Regions from separate parts of the Mus musculus genome. Here all the other regions are linked to region 1. The links are chromatin loops, found by intact Hi-C in ENCODE. Cell type or tissue: left cerebral cortex. All regions are shown on one strand. Links, peaks and the distances in the headings refer to the core of each region. The heading gives the core; the rest is flanking DNA.

Region 1 (5,358 bases), core at 234-5,233:
GAATGCATATAAAACTAAGTGATATAAAATATATCAGCTGTATGAACCAAATTTTATTAAATTAAATTGTCTTATTTATTATCACTTCATTTATGTCTATAATATTGACCATCCATATATCTCTATTTATCTATCTGTCTGTAACTATCTATTTATCTATCTAAACAAAAATTTATCTTACTATTGCCATCTATTGCAAAAGACAAATTAGATGTTGACAGTATTCATTTTTGTGTAATATGATGGAGAAGTTTTTAATTTTTTTTTTTTTGCATACCATGCCCTTCCTGCCAATATGCACTCTAGTCCGTTGGAGCTGTAAGCTAAAAAAATTCTCTCTTATAAATTACTTCAGAGACAAAAAAAGTGATCAATACAGTTATTTTTCAATCTTCTAGAAATACCAGCCACAACAGAAAATACCAGCAAAATAAATTTGCCAGTCTTAGATAATTGTCTTAGTATACATGGTGGCTCATTTTTAAATCTTTGTGTTTATGTTTGCATAAACATTTTTGAGAGTGTGTACAACCACGTTTGCAAGCAGATACATGTTGCAGCCAGAGGTTAGCATCAAAGTATCTTTCCTTTGCCATTGTCCCATCTTAATCTGTTTGTTTGAGGCTGCATCTCTCAGTGAACCTGAAGTTCCAAGTTTGTATAGACTTGCTGGCCAGTGAGTGTCTGGGGGTTTTCCTGTACTTCTTTGCTAGAGCTAGGATTCCAGGGACCATGCCCAGCTTTTTATGTAAATTCTTCCCTCCTGCACTCAGGATCTCATACTTGCAGGTTCTTAGCCCACCATGTCATCTCATTAGACTCTTTAACTCTAATTCTAATACAGTGTTTGTCAATCTATGGTTCATGGCCCCTTTGGCAAACATTTATCTCCAAACATATTTGCATCAAAAGCCATGATAGTATCAAAATTACAGTTAGGAAGTAGCAACAAAAATCAATTTATTCTGATTGAGAGAACACCACAAAATGTAGAACTGTATTCAAGTGTTGCAATACCAGGGATGCTCAGAACCACTGTTCTAATGGATCAACTTTACAATTATAAAAGTTCAGAATTACAGCATAAACAATTATATAAAATTAAGGTGACCTAGAAACTTAGTAGCTGTATTTCTACTTTCAAACAGTTAAATTTAGATTAAGTAGTTAAATAGAGTGACTAGACCTAAGAGATCTGCCCTTGATAGTGATTTTAGGGTTGTTGTGCTGAGACAGAAGAGGGAATGTTTCTTTCTTCCTTCTCTATTGTAAGCACAATAACTAGTTGTTAAACTTGGGAAATCTTAGTGTGAATGAACAACACATAATATCTAATAAGAAATCATAAATGAATTACTGAGTATTTCCATACAGAAAAATTTGTAAATCTACTCTTAAGTATGATATAAGCATGCTGAAATTAAAAGCACATAGAAATAAAAAGAAAAAAACCACAAGGAGTCGAAAAACAAGGAAGTGATACATATTTTGAAAATATTCCCTAAATGATGAGTTTGGAAAATGTGCTTCACGATAGTGCACACATGAAGGAAAAATGAAGAATGTCTTGATCATTTGAAGAGGCAATTTTATCATCTCATTAATTAAAAATGTGTATAATAATCTTCCAAAATTTATTTCTGAGGAATTATATTAAGTATTAACTCAATGGTGATGGAGTACTATATATCACTTCTATGTACTTTTCAAATACAGCATCTTTTCTTGAACACTGAAAGGTACAAATTCAAGACATATGTTTCCTTGCAGAAGGTTTTGATTCTTGAACAAAAATAATTTATCTGTATAGTTTTCTAGGATAAAATTGTACAATTTACTTAGTTAAGTTTGACATTATCAATGATTTCTTTTCTTCTTTATAATATTCTTTTTTTTTCCATTTTTTATTAGGTATTTCGCTCATTTACATTTGCAATGCTATACCAAAAGTCCCCCATAGCCACCCACCCCCTCTCCCCTACCCACCCACTCCCCTTTTATTGCCCTGGCGTTCCCCTGTACTGGGGCATATAAAGTTTGCGTGTCCAATGGGCCTCTCTTTCCAGTGATGGCCGACTAGGCCATCTTTTGATGCATATGCAGCTAGAGTCAAGAGCTCCGGGGTACTGGTTAGTTCATAATGTTGTTCCACCTATAGGGTTGCAGATCCCTTTAGCTTCTTTGGTACTTTCTCTAGCTCCTTCATTGGGGGCCATGTGATCCATCCAATAGCCGACTGTGAGCATCCACTTCTATGTTTGCTAGGCCCAGGCATACTCTGACAAGAGACAGCTATATCAGGGTCCTTTCAGCATAATCTTGCTAGTGTATGCAATGGTGTCAGCATTTGGAAGCTGATTATGGGATGGATCCCCGGATATTATTCTTAAAGATGTCTGTTGAAGGAAAATATATTTAGTTTGTCATAGATCTATTGAAAGAAACAACTCTATAACAATAAAATGGAAATAGGAGTTGTTTGCTCAGTTGGGAGTATCTACTAATTTGTGTCATTTCTTATTTAAGGTTGAATTAATTGCTGATGTAAAGTTGCTTTATTTAGCTGAACTATCATAACATAGAGGGAGAGAAAGAGGGAAAAGGAGAGGGAGAGGAAGAGAGAGAGTGAGAGAGGGAGAGGGAGAGAGGGGTTCAAAACTCCAATCACGTAAAATGAAACAGTGCTAATTTAACACCTATGTGATTAAGAACTGCAAATTACAACAGCTCTGTGTGACTGCCAGATGGTGCATTTAAATGTGTTCCACAGTCTCTGCATATTCTGGGGAGTCAAATGGTCAGGGGAATGTGGATAAAACATCGTGGATCTGTGTGATCCATTTTACAACACACAAAAGATGCTTTCTTCCTTTCTGTTCATTATGTAACACTGACGTAAAATGCCAATCCCACAATGTTCACTTCAGTTTTATTGTAAAGAGGTACAGTTTGTCTTTAGATTATTTTCCTTAAAAATTTCCAAGCATTTTCCTCAACTGTACATTATATTAAATTAGAATAAGACAAATGCCAATTTTCTCTGGGAGCTTAATCTTGGTTTTCCTGAGAATTAACCCATGTTGAATTATGAATTGGTATTTTTCCTTACCACACTATCATTGTATCCAAAGTATTAATAATAATCTGATAAATATATTCATAACTATAATGAACCCTGAATTTTGTTCGTCCTGTCTATCCCATTACTAAAAATGATTAACAATTTTTATTTTGTCCCCTTATACTCTGCAGTTGCCGTGAGAGGTTCTGGTAATGGTCTAGTTATGTTTGCTTATCTCTTCACATTGATTATCCATTTCCTTAAAAGTTACCACACACTGCTCTTAAAAAGAGGATGAAAGCATGTAATGAACACTGTCTTGTACATTTGCCTAATTTCTTTTAAGCTGATTATTTAAATCATTCCTCACGAAGATGGGTATCTCATTGTGACTCCCTGAGAGGACATTAAGCAGTCTACATAAGGAAGGGTAAAAATAAATACTTCTAAATGTATCGGGGTGTTGGCCATTTCCATATGCGCTATGCATAGCAACACACATTGCTTGCCTCTTCTTATTTAAGCTTCTTATCTGGTATTTTAAGTTGTTCTTGCCTTAGTTTGCACTATGTAGAACAAGGTATTTCAGAACTGGGTCTATGGAAAAAAGCACTCTGCTATAATTTAATTTCAAATGTGTAGGGTTTCAAGTTATATATATTTAAAAATTTTATAATATTAAAAGTTTACAAGCTTTGATTTTTCAGATTTTAGCCACCTTAGTTAACACATAAACTATTTTTTAATTATATGTTTGAGAATTTTGTACAATGTGTTTTGATCATGTTCATGCCTGCTCCAGCCCCTCTCAGACCCATGCCCCTTCAATACTTATCCAGCCTTCTTTTCTTCCTTCCTTCCTTCCTTCCTTTACCTCCTTCATTTCTTTCATTCTTTTCTTCCTTCTTTTTATACCTGTCAAGTCCTATTTGTGCTGCCCATAAAATTTTGGATGTGTAGCACCACAGTTGACTTAATAATAGAAATATTCTTATAAAGAAAATCAACTCTCACCTGCTATTTATTGCCAACCATACTTGACAAAGGGTGGAGCTTAGTGCCTCTCAACTTTCCCTGCTGGTATTTGGTCTGGCTTGACCTTGCACAGATCTTGTGCATTCTGTCACAAGTACTGTAAGATCTTGTGTACAACCGCCCTACTGGATCCAGAAGTTACTCCTTATGTTATGTTCATTCACTGACACCTTTTCTTCTCCTCTTTTTCCATGATTTCTAATTTTTGAGAGGAAGATGGTGCAGTATGTACATTCCATTTAGGGCTAGAAATTCTGTAGTTTTTCATCTTTTAAATTTGGACTAGTTGTGAGTTTCTGTGCTAATCACGAATCTACTACAAATAGAAGCCTCTCATATTTGAGTTGAAAAACATAGAGGATCTAGGGCTACAGTGGCTATTTCTCAACATAATAACGGCAATATAGAGTTCCCCTCCCCCAAAACCTGGGTAAACAGCTATAGAATCTACATTGAAAAAAATAAACTTTTATGTGTTTGAGATTTCATTAGGCTTTTGTATAGTTCAGATTGCAGTACCCAAGAATCTTGTTTATGGAAATTGAAGGTATAGAGACAAGGTTATCCTTAAGACTTATATTAGGTGCTACAAGTAGGGATTAATAGCAGTTCTTCCTCAAAATCACACATAATCACAAAAAAGTCACACAGATTTTAATAAGATGAACCAAAAGCTGATCTCATTCCTATGAGCACAAAGACCATAGGGGATGTAAGCCACCAGCTCAGAATTTGGACAGCTCAGTACTAGCAGCCTTCCAAAGACACACAGTAAGAAGCAAGAGAGAACACAGAGTAGGAATTTTATCTCAGAATAACTTTTGTGTGTGTGTGTGTGTGTGTGTGTGTGTGTGTGTGTGTGATAGTTTATATTTTTAATTTTATTACCACGTCAGATATGGTTTACATCAATTTTCTTTTTTTTTTCATTTCTTTTTTGTTAGATATTTTCTTCATTTACATTTCAAATGTTATCCCCAAATTCCCCTACACCCTCCCCCTGCCCTGCTCCCCAACCCACCCACTCCCATTTCCTGGTCCTGGCATTCCCCTGTATTGGGGCATATGATCTTCACAAGACTAAGGGCCTCTCCTACCATTGATGGCCAACTAGGCCATCCCCTGCTACATATGCAACTAGAGACACAGTTCTGTGGAGTACTGGTTAGTTCATATTGTTGATCCTCCTACAGGGTTGCTGACGCCTTTAGCTCCTTGGTTATTGTCTTTAGCTCCTTCTTTAGGGGACCTGTGTTCTATCC
Region 2 (5,358 bases), core at 183-5,182, 130 kb after region 1:
TCAGAATTTAGAGATGCAGTCTCCTATTTCCATGGTCTTTTTTTTTCTTTAAATTACTTTATGGAAGTAATAATATTTTCACTTTTGTGTTGTGGGCATGTGTGTGTGCATATACATGCTGTGTCATATGGGTGGAGGTCAGAGAAGAGCTTGAAGGAGTAGGCTCTCTCCTATCATGAAGGACAAAGGGGGGGATCAAATGTAGTTTTTCAGCCTTGGTATTAAGTGTCTTTCCTGCTGAATCATCTCACCAGCACAATAATCATTTATATATGAAACTTATGGAGTGAAGAAAATTTAGGATTTGAATATCATTAAGATAATTATTTCCTAATTCTAATAAAATTTTCATGCTGAGTATTAGTTATATTTTTAAAAATTGCTCTCATTTATAATATGTTTAGCTATTTCATCATGACAGTGCTGAGATAGTCTACAATTTTGTCACCCTGATAATTGAGATTGTATGGCTTTGTGTCTAATATGCTAAAGAATAATTATATAATGGTTGCTACTGGCAACCTTATACTTAAGTTTTGGCAAAATGTGGTTCTTAAATTCATGTCTGAGTTAGAGAAATAACAAAATAACAAATAACTAAATACCTAAATATACATAAAGGATAAAGTTGAACTTTTGATGGATGTTAGAGAAGTGGTAATTATGCTAAAAGTGCATCAAGTTCGAATATAAAGTAGATGTGAAGAAGTGAATAGTTACTTGGGAACCTCAAAAGGCATTCGAAGAAAGGGCAGAGGGGAGCACAGCATAAGCTGACGAAGCTGATGGGGACAGGCATGCATGTGATTACTTGCTTGTCACGTATATGAAAGCCCACAGAGATCCTGGAACTGGAGCTGAGGAAGCTGATAAAGGGGGCTCAGGATGAAGCAAGAGGAATGGCCAGGCTGGACAACACAGCCGTGGCTAGTGCGCTTTGTTTTATTTTATATTTTATTTTTTATTGTAAGGAATTTTAAGCAGGTGGCTTTTGTGATCACATGATATTAAATTTTAAAATCTCTAGCCAGTTGTATAGGGGAATAGAGTAAGACAAGGATAGAAGTGGGTAGAATGTGCAGGAGCTATGTCAGTAACCCAGTAGAGACATTGTCTGCACAGAGTAGAATCCATTTAGAAATTTTTGATAGAAATAAATAATATGAAATTCATGATGTCAACTTTTTTGAGTTTAGTGGTGCAATAAAGGTGGTATTATATGTAAGAGGTCTGTAAAACCCTCTTTTTCCATTGAGCACACCTTGATGCCAAAGTTTTATTTGGAGATGTGATATCTACATGAAGTAAATTAGCTCGAGTTGATCATCCTGCAATGTATATAGACACCTGCATGGATAGTATATATGTGGTAAGCATGTGGATGTATCGATACTATATACCATATGATAAATGTATATAGCTTCACCTGTTGGTTTATTAAATGTCTAATTCTTGCTTGTGTGTGTATATGTATGCTGATGCATGTTCACACACACACACACACACACACACACACACACACACACACACACACACACACACGTGGAGTCCAGAAGTTGATGTTAAGTATCTCTTCCATGCAATTTCCATGGAAAATTCCATGAAAATTTCATTTCTTAAGACAGGATCTCTCACTCATCTGGAGCTCATCATATTAGCTTGACATTTTGGCTAGCAAGACCTGCCACCGCCTACTGACTCCTAGATTTCAGGGGGAAACAATCATGTCTGAGAGCTGATGTGGCTCTGGGGTCTGAACTCAGGTTCCAATGCTTGGACAGGAGACATATCACTTACTGAAAAGTTTCTCCATTTCCTGGGATTTTTATTTTAAGGTTTATTTTTATTTTATATGTATATGTTGGTTTCTGCATGTATACATGTGTTCGGTGCCTGGGGATTAAGGGGAGTGTCTAGATCTTCAAAACTGTTGGGATTTACGTCATGAAATGTTGTTTACTGAACTCAGATCCTTTGAAAATTGTAAGTGCGCTTAACCTCTCAGCCAAAAATCTCCAGCCATACACTTCATTTTTATTTGGAATGCATATACAGGTACTGTTCTACTAAAAATGCCCTTCAGTGCAATAGCTTATGAAGGGTGGTTTAGAATTGTACAACACAAGTTATTACTGAGTTTAGGAGCAGTTCAACAGTGGGTGAGTGTATAAACCTGTGAGGCCAGGAACAACATACCCATGCCAAAGGACTTCAAAGGACACATACTGCCACCAACGTGATTTTGTGGTGATTTAGAGTGACTGTAATTACTGATGTTCTATCTATCATTTTCTATGTTACCAAATATTCTTGCAATTGATATTATATAGCTCATGTGAAATAACAGAGAATGTTCAAGTAGCAGGAGGGGAAGGGTTCATACTTATAATTCTAGCACTCAGGGGAGTCAGGAGTATTACTTTGATTTTGAGGCCAGGCTGGGCTACTGGATGAGTTTTGGGCCAGCCTACACTATACACCAAGAACCTGTGAAAACAAAAGGGAGAGAAAGAGAATAAAAAGAAAATATACAGAAGAAAGGGGCAAAACAAGAGGTAGACAGCTGGTGAAATCAGGTTCATGAAAATAGGATCAGAGTCTGTGTTTAGCACAAAGTTGCTTTGCCCTTGACAAAATTTGGGACAGCTTACTATGCTCAGTTTTTATATTTGTCAAGTAAATGTCAGCATGGCTCGCAGGAAACTTAAGAGGAGGTATGCAGATAGTATGGGACAATTTCTCAACACCAAAGAACTTTTCACGCTCTTGTAGAGGTTAGGTTTTGTGTGTGTGTGTGTGTGTGTGTGTGTGTGTGTGTGTGTGTGTGTGTGTGTGTGTCTGTGTGTGTGTGTCTGTGTCTGTGTGTGTCTGTGTGTCTGTGTGTCTGTGTGTGTGTGTGTGTGTGTGTGTGTGTGTTTGGGAGGGAGTGGCTGTTAAAGCAGATTCCAGATTCAGATCCCAGCTCTGTTTCATGGGAGTTAAACAAATCTGTGCGTATTCCACACTTCTCTTGAGAGCCAATATCCCCTTACATGGAGATGTGGTAACAGCAGGCATATCTCACTGGGCCACTGCTTGATTTATATAAATGCATTCTTCTTAGAACTCAGCCCAATGCAGAAGGAATATCCATGAAACACTTACATAAATTAATTCTAAAATTAGGTCAGTAATAAAATTTTCTATTATGAGGAACATTCAGGATGCTAGGACAGTATCCAGTGAAGAAGGGGAAATGGGTGGAATTATGGAGTTTTGCTTAACTACGTGCTATTTTTAAAGCTACATTAAGGTATCACTTCACTTATCTGAAATGGCATAAATGCTTTCTTGAAAAATCAATGTAATTCATGATAACGATTACACCAAAAGAAAATCACGTAAGACCGGCTGGAAAATAATCCCCTGCCTATTGATCAGCCTCTGGTCTTATTCCCTTTCTCAACCAATTTTTCAGTGCCTTCCACAGAGTTTCAATGTAATTACAAACATCTGGTCCCACTGACTTCTTAATTTTACAGTTATTGCCCAAGCTGCAGACACTCTTTTTAGAAATACTGTTTGATTGTTCATTTAGTTGAAATGAGACTGCTCTGAGTGCAGTCTGGTAGCTAGGATATCCTCATATCTGGCCACCCAGAGAGATAATGTTTAGTACTTTATTCTTGGTAAATACATGTGCCTGCCTCTTTAGCATGATTCTTGGAGTGATGCTTACTGTTTTCCAGCCACAAGAATGGGAAATACAAGAAGCCAATACCTTTGAAATAGAGGTAGGATGCTTGATGCCCACAGCATTCGCTCTCTTCCCTACATATTTTGAATTAATTATTAAATGTCTAGCTGCTATAATTTTTCTGGGAGAATAGCACAGCTACTTTCAAGACCATTTCTTAAAATAGCTCAATGTTTTTTGGAGACACTGCATAAATTAGGCACTGAACATATTGAAGCCCTTGGAAATGTAGATTTTCCTAAAGATTTTAATGGCTTTGAAGAAGATTCTTACTGTATAGGATGAAAAAAAAAATTGCAAAAGCCATCTAGGCAGAATGTGTATTTGATCTGTACCTGAAGCACCAGGGCTGGAATTCTGGGTCCTCTGTGAGTGGCTGTATGAAATACCAAAGAAATTCTATTCTCTAGGACGCCTAAGCAGGGCAAGTAATACCTGGAAAAGTCTGCTTTGCGGATTTAAAGGAATTATATGGCTTACCAAGGGAAAGACTTAGATCATAACTGACACCCAGCAACATTTCTTATCTTTCATTTTATGTGCTGATTTTCTTTTTTCAAAACTTTATTGTTTCACTTAAAAAAATCAAGTACTGTTTGCTTTATAAATAATGCCTGCATCTGTTGTTGCTTGGTTGCTTGGGTCTGGTGAAGAATGTGTTAAGTCTTTGAATGGTCACTATAATGTATAGACATGTAATAATAAGAGTAAATTCCTAAACTTATTTAAGGTAAATGTCAATTGTTCTTTCCTTACTCGTGTTCTCATTGCCACTTTACATTCTGGAAAAAAATAAGCCAAAGACATTTTTTGTTCTTATAAATCTGTATCAAGTTAGGAATTCTCTTTCTGTCCTAATTTTGAAAATAAAATTGATGTTAACATAAACACACTTACGCTTATTTCAAACAACAATGGGAAAAGACCTTCAGTTTGTATAAATTGTCTGAATTGTATACAATGAATAATACATTTCTAAAATGACATGTCAGTTCATGCTATTATAAAATTATAAGACAATTTAATTCATGCAATAATATCGATATCAGGTTGTAATAACAGGATTTGAGACATAAGAAGACGTCACAGAAAATAAAGCAGTTATGCCAAGTCACATGTATTTTTCACATAAACAGATCCTGTGCTTTCAGACTTTGAATCTGTTGTGATTTCTATTCCATAGCAAACTTTCATTATTCTATGTAAAATGTGGCTACATACATGTACTTATGCTATAGTAAGTATATTTTCAACTGTGTTACTTATTGGCCTCTAGAGAACAAGCTGTTTTTAATAAGTTTAGTTAGCATATGTGTTTACTTTTGATGAAAGTGCTTCATATTTAGAACCTTCCATATAGAAATTAAATAAAGGAACTGTATTCATTTATAAGTGGATCCCAGCCGGGCGTGGTGGCGCATGCCTTTAATCCCAGCACTCGGGAGGCAGAGGCAGGTGGATTTCTGAGTTCGAGGCCAGCCTGGTCTACAAAGTGAATTCCAGGACAGCCAGGGCTATACAGAGAAACCCTGTCTTGAAAAAAACAAACAAACAAAAGTGGATCCCATTTAATTTTAGTTTCTGTATCTTTTAAACGACTAAAAGAAAGCTTAGATAACTTG
Region 3 (5,358 bases), core at 58-5,057, 130 kb after region 1:
AAAGAAACTTCAACGTTCATCCTTAGTGATCCACTTGTAGCAAGGTTTCACCAACCTTCCAGGGTGGTTCTACTTGCATGAAACCAAGACCTAAACTGGTGAACCTATGAGTCTTTAAACTCCAACTGCAGCCATAGCTGACTACTTCCTCTAGACGTTTTGTGCATCTTTTTAACACGGTTCTGGGACATTTCTTTTCATCTAACAACTTTGATATGGCAGTCTGACTTAGAATTTGTAATTGACAAACCAGCCTTGGAATATAGATTTGACAATATCTTTGAACATTGTACCTAACATTTTGCTTGGCTCTAAGAATGAGAAATGTACTGAAGAGTTCTCAGATTTATCGCTCAGAGTCCAACGTAGGAAACAAATGACATCAGGACCAGGAAAGCAGAAAGTTTAACCATTGGAAGGTTAGAAGAATGTTGGAATGAAAGACTCCTAGAGTTAGAACAGCTTAGCCAGCATGAAAATACTCAGATCATTCCAATGACCAGGCTTGGAACAAGAGGCTGCACCTCTCAGAACTGCCTTTAATATTTAGCAGACTAGATATCAGATGCACCAGCTTTGTTGCTGGAATCTGATGATTTCAAAACCTTATCTTGACTTCCACACAGCAATGAACTGTAAGGTTCATTTGAAAGGGTTTAATTTGCATATGGAACCCAAGCTATCTCCCTGTGGAGAAAATATGCTTTAGCTCTCTGAATCTGGAAGGAGGGAGAGCTAGAATTAGAGAGGGCTCAGTAGGGTTTGCAATTCTAGATCCTGTCTTTCCCTTCCAAGAGCTCGAATGTCCTTTCTACTTCTGGTGACACTGCTGTTCAAGCAGAATTTCTCCTTATAATGCAGCATGACCATCAACATATCATGATTACACTCAAATTTAGAAATACATATTTAATCTATATGTTCATATACATGGTGTATGCGTGTAAAGAAAAGTAAGAGAAAAGTTAGTGAAGAGTTTCTTAGATAACCTATGAAAACTTTCATGTTTAGGAGACATTTTTTTGATCATTTCTGTACTTATAAACAGCAAAAACAGATAGTAAGTTAAGAAAAGCATTATACAAGTCCCATATCAGAAATGGTTAAGCTTATTTGCATTAAGATTTTAGAGGTTTCAATTATAATTTTCAGATGTATAATTTACCATCAAATCTTCACATTTCTATATCGTTCTGAACTCTACATAATGTGTTCTAGAAACAGAACCCAAAGCTGTACTTCCCAGATACAATCTCTCTGCTATTTGGAAATTAGTTCAAGCAACATAGGGAACCAGGCAAGGCCAAGCTATTAACCTGTCTGCTGGAAGGAGGAAAGACATATTGCTTGTGTACACTGGAGCCTCTAATGCAATTGTTTACTAATTAATTTATACATAAACATAGACATTTGCATTCCTTCAGTTAGAATATGTAAGTAGAAATATGAATTTGCCATGTAAAATTGAATTGCCAAAGTAGTACTAGGAAAATTAGTGTCTATAAATGGCAATTTTATTTTTACTTCTTTTATGTCGCTAACCATGTGATGCAATCCATTACCTTTAACTCATTATACTGGGCCTTTATGCAACTCCAAAGACTTGGGGAAGAATTCCACTGTAATGCTGCAATGGAAGTAAGGAGATTTGACAATGTCCTTATATATGCAAAGTATTTATGCTTTCTTGGTGACTTAAATTGACATATGAAATTACGTAAATCACAAGAAAAGTACAGTGGCCAATATGCTGGTGCCATGTCACGGTATCTGTAATCACACATCTGATTTTGCCATTTGAGATGACAGTCGATTACTTTTATTTGGGTTTTATATTATTAATCACTACCATGGATCCTTCTGTCCTTTTGTGTCTCCGTGCTACAAAACAAGTATGGTAAAATCTCATCCCTTAATTGAAACCATTCCCTTCATCAAGTCACTTTGACGATGGGGTGATGTTTTAGAAATTGTTTCAAATCTTTCTTCGTAAAATATATAAGAGATCAGTCTTGTGTAATCATAGTGAGGGACCATGTGTCTAATGATCATGAATCATGCAGGCTAAATCTCTGTATAGAGTTTTACAAGCTAATTCCTCTTCTTCTAGGCTTGGGGGTGGTCTGCCTATGATAACTATGGTCCTCTTGGTATTGGGGCTGGTATAGCTCCTCAGCATTCCTCTTGGCTACTCACAAAACCCTTCTTGATCTGTTGGCTCATTTGAAGAGAATGACCCTAGCAGGAAAGGGGGCCTGTGCGTTGGTGCCTGACATAAGTGGCTCTACAGTCTTTGTCTAAAATTTCCAGACTATCTTCTACTTCCATTTTAAAGTAGTATAAATGTAGGAGTCATAAGAATTTCAAATTAAGTTATCTTCAAAAATAGCTAGAACCACTAGAACCTCTAGCATATTTCAAAATCATTTCCTTCTGTTAAATTTATATAATATGAAAATGGGTTGAAGAATTCAGTGTTCAGAGCTGAGGGTAAAATTAAAATCATTTGTTTGTTTGTTTGTTTGTTTGTTTGGACAACTGATTACCAACCAATGCTATTTTTCTTCCTAAATTATTTCTCAGGCTTGAGAAAATGTGTACATAAAGCATAAGTGTGTTGGTTAGTTTTTATTATTAATTTAACAGAACCTAGAATCAGCTGGGAAGAGGGAACCTTAAATAAAATATTTTATTCCCTGTAAATGTTTTTTTTTTCAGCCACATTACATGTTATGGTTAGAAAAGAAAGATAGATGTATAACTGATAGCCATGATGTGTGATACCATGGGGCTTACTCACAAATGAAGGAAAATTACATAAATGATATCAAGGCATAAAATCCAATTGAATATCAAGACCTCATTAGCTTTCCAGCATCATTTCCTTCTTCCTACATCATTCACATTGCATTCGTAAAGTCAGAAAAAAATTATTTTAAAAGAGTTGTTAAAACTAGACCGGGCACAATGTCCTACAACAGGGTGAGTAGATTAAAAATGCAGCATATAGGAGCTGACACTGTAGCTTTTTGGGTAAAAGTGTGTGCCCCCTAGCAGAATGACCTGTGGTCAATTCTAGAACCCATATCAGATGAGAGAAGAATGCATTCCTGAAAGTTGTTTTCTGACCTTTACACACTTGCTGTGGCTGTGACACTTGGGTACCTGTTTCTCTCTATAATAATTATTCTCATGAGGACAAAGATAGACTTGTGGCCACAAGGGAAAAGGGGAAAAGAAAAACACGATTTGCTAAAAAATGAATATTATTGATTTATCAAAATATTATGTTTGCGTGGGGGATGTACATAATCGTGCCCCTGTGAGTAGGCCAGAGTTCAAACTTGGCCATCATTACTCAGAAGGCTTCTCTCTTGCTTCTTCATACAGTGTGTCTCACTGAACTTAGAGCTCTCCCCTTAGAGTAGTGAGCACCAGATGACTCTATATTCACTTCTCCAACTGAGGTTATAAACTTACTCCACCACACCAGACATTAGACTTGGGCCTGGGAGATCAACTCGATGACATGTTCAAACATGCAAAATCTTTATCCACTGAGCCATGTCCCTACTCCCACATGTCAAAATATTAACTTAATATCTTTGCTTATTTAGTAATGATATCATGATGCTTATTAGAATTACCAAGATTGGAATAAATGCACCAATTTAGTCTAACATGATGGTTTGATTCCACACTTCATTTTTCCCCATTCTTTCAAATTATTGATTGGTTCTATTTTTCTGCTTTGTGCTACTATGAAATTGGGAAAAAAAGATTTACCTAAAGGGATTCCACGAAGTGTTCTAAGATGCCATCTTTCCTGTTGTCTCTGGCTTGGCTTCATTTCTTTTCTCAGTTTTTACTGCTATAATTCATGGTAATATTTTAAAATATTTCACCTTTAAGTATGTTGATTGGAATTTTATTAAATTTTGGAAAACAAGATGTAATTCTCCTCAAGGCTTGACTGGAATTGTTATTCTTATCATGAAACTTCTCTGTGGTACTTTCTTTTGGAATGATGCAAGTGGCTCATTGATTGTTCCACTTTACCGACATTTATGTTCTGACCGTGTTACTAATGGAACGGAGAATGGGGAAGCAAGATGGGTGATGGTCAGCTTAGCTACTCATCTAAGACTCACTTTATAACCACTGATTATTAGGTTGTTAAAACAACAGTAATGGTTTCTATGTGATATAACCTGAGTTTGGTTGCAAAGCCGATTTTGCCTGACTTGTGAATGACAATTACTATCTTAATTCCCCTACATCTTAGTGTATCTGTAGGCAAGGAAGTCACCTTTTTGTTGTCTGCTGTGACAAAATGCCTGAGATAAACAATTTAAAATGGGGATTGTTTTAGTTAGAGTTTCCATTGTTATGAAAAAGCACCGTGACCAAGGCAACTCTTACAAAGACATTTCATTGTGGCTGGCTTATCATCTCAGAGGATTAGTCCATTCTCATTACAGCAGGAAGCATGACAGCACGCAGGCAGACATGGTGCTGAAGAGTTACATCTTGTTTCAAAGACAACCAGGAGAAGACTGTCTTCCAGGCAGCTAGGAGGAGAGGCTCAAAGCCCTCCACTACAGTGATACACTTTCTGCAACAAGTTCACACCTGCTCCAACAAGACCATGCCCCCTCAAAGAGTCTGGGCCAAGCATATTCAAACTCATGAGCCTATGGGGGGCAAAACCTATTTAAACCACTCTATTTTAACTCCTCATTTTCAAACTTTTAGTCCAGGGTTATGACAAATTCATCCCTCAAACCCATAAAATGATAACTTATAAGTAGATTTACTCTATTGATGAAGTCAGAGTATTTGTAATTCAATCACAATCTAAAGGCACTGTCTTTGAACACTAGTGTATTGGAGACTAAGCCTTGGGTATAGAAACTTGTAAGGAACAATGAAAATCCTAATTAACCATTGGTCTTCCCATACAATGATTCAAACAGAACAAGGCCTTTAGGGGCAATTAAATGTGAGTGAAGATTCACATGTCAAATACCTGGTTGGTCTGCACTGTTTAAACTCTCAGCTACTGGGTCTTCATCTATGAAAGCATCCAATACTTCCCATTCTAGGATAGCTGTGAAATGTTCCATATAAAATTTTCAACAAAGTAATTGAAGTTATACTTGTTTATCTAACCCATAGTATGAATGTAAATTAACATGGAGATTGCAGGTTTAAGTTAATCTGGAAATATAAAAAAGTGGGCAATATGAAGAAAATTCCTCTTACCTCTTTGACTTTTGCTGTGCTAAAATTCCAACAGTTTTGTAATAGGTGTGAGTACAAGAGGCCTGAAACTCAACAGAACATATAACACTATGT

The links. Peaks named below come from ENCODE experiments on the same cell type or tissue, not always from the same donor. Only the 100,000 strongest peaks of a DNase experiment are listed, where the experiment ranks them.
Region 2: it touches region 1 in a loop (3-fold over the local background); 2 of 42 quality-filtered maps call a loop at or near these places.
Region 3: it touches region 1 in a loop (6-fold over the local background); 2 of 42 quality-filtered maps call a loop at or near these places.

Annotation. Positions count from the first base shown.
Region 1 is chr8:66,031,093-66,036,450 of GRCm38, forward strand. The region is part of intron 3 of Marchf1 (membrane associated ring-CH-type finger 1); the gene reads left to right. Among named protein-coding and RNA genes, the nearest start is that of Gm24205, 31 kb to the left of the region's middle. In left cerebral cortex, for the core only: no CTCF peak of the experiment used is centred there; DNase peaks (open chromatin) are centred at 2,778, 3,524 and 4,232; H3K27ac peaks cover 1,429 bases.
Region 2 is chr8:66,164,014-66,169,371 of GRCm38, forward strand. The region is part of intron 4 of Marchf1 (membrane associated ring-CH-type finger 1); the gene reads left to right. Among named protein-coding and RNA genes, the nearest start is that of Gm24205, 160 kb to the left of the region's middle. In left cerebral cortex, for the core only: no CTCF peak of the experiment used is centred there; DNase peaks (open chromatin) are centred at 2,555, 3,013, 3,679, 3,886 and 1 more place; H3K27ac peaks cover 1,369 bases.
Region 3 is chr8:66,157,513-66,162,870 of GRCm38, forward strand. The region is part of intron 4 of Marchf1 (membrane associated ring-CH-type finger 1); the gene reads left to right. Among named protein-coding and RNA genes, the nearest start is that of Gm24205, 160 kb to the left of the region's middle. In left cerebral cortex, for the core only: no CTCF peak of the experiment used is centred there; a DNase peak (open chromatin) is centred at 2,206; H3K27ac peaks cover 1,843 bases.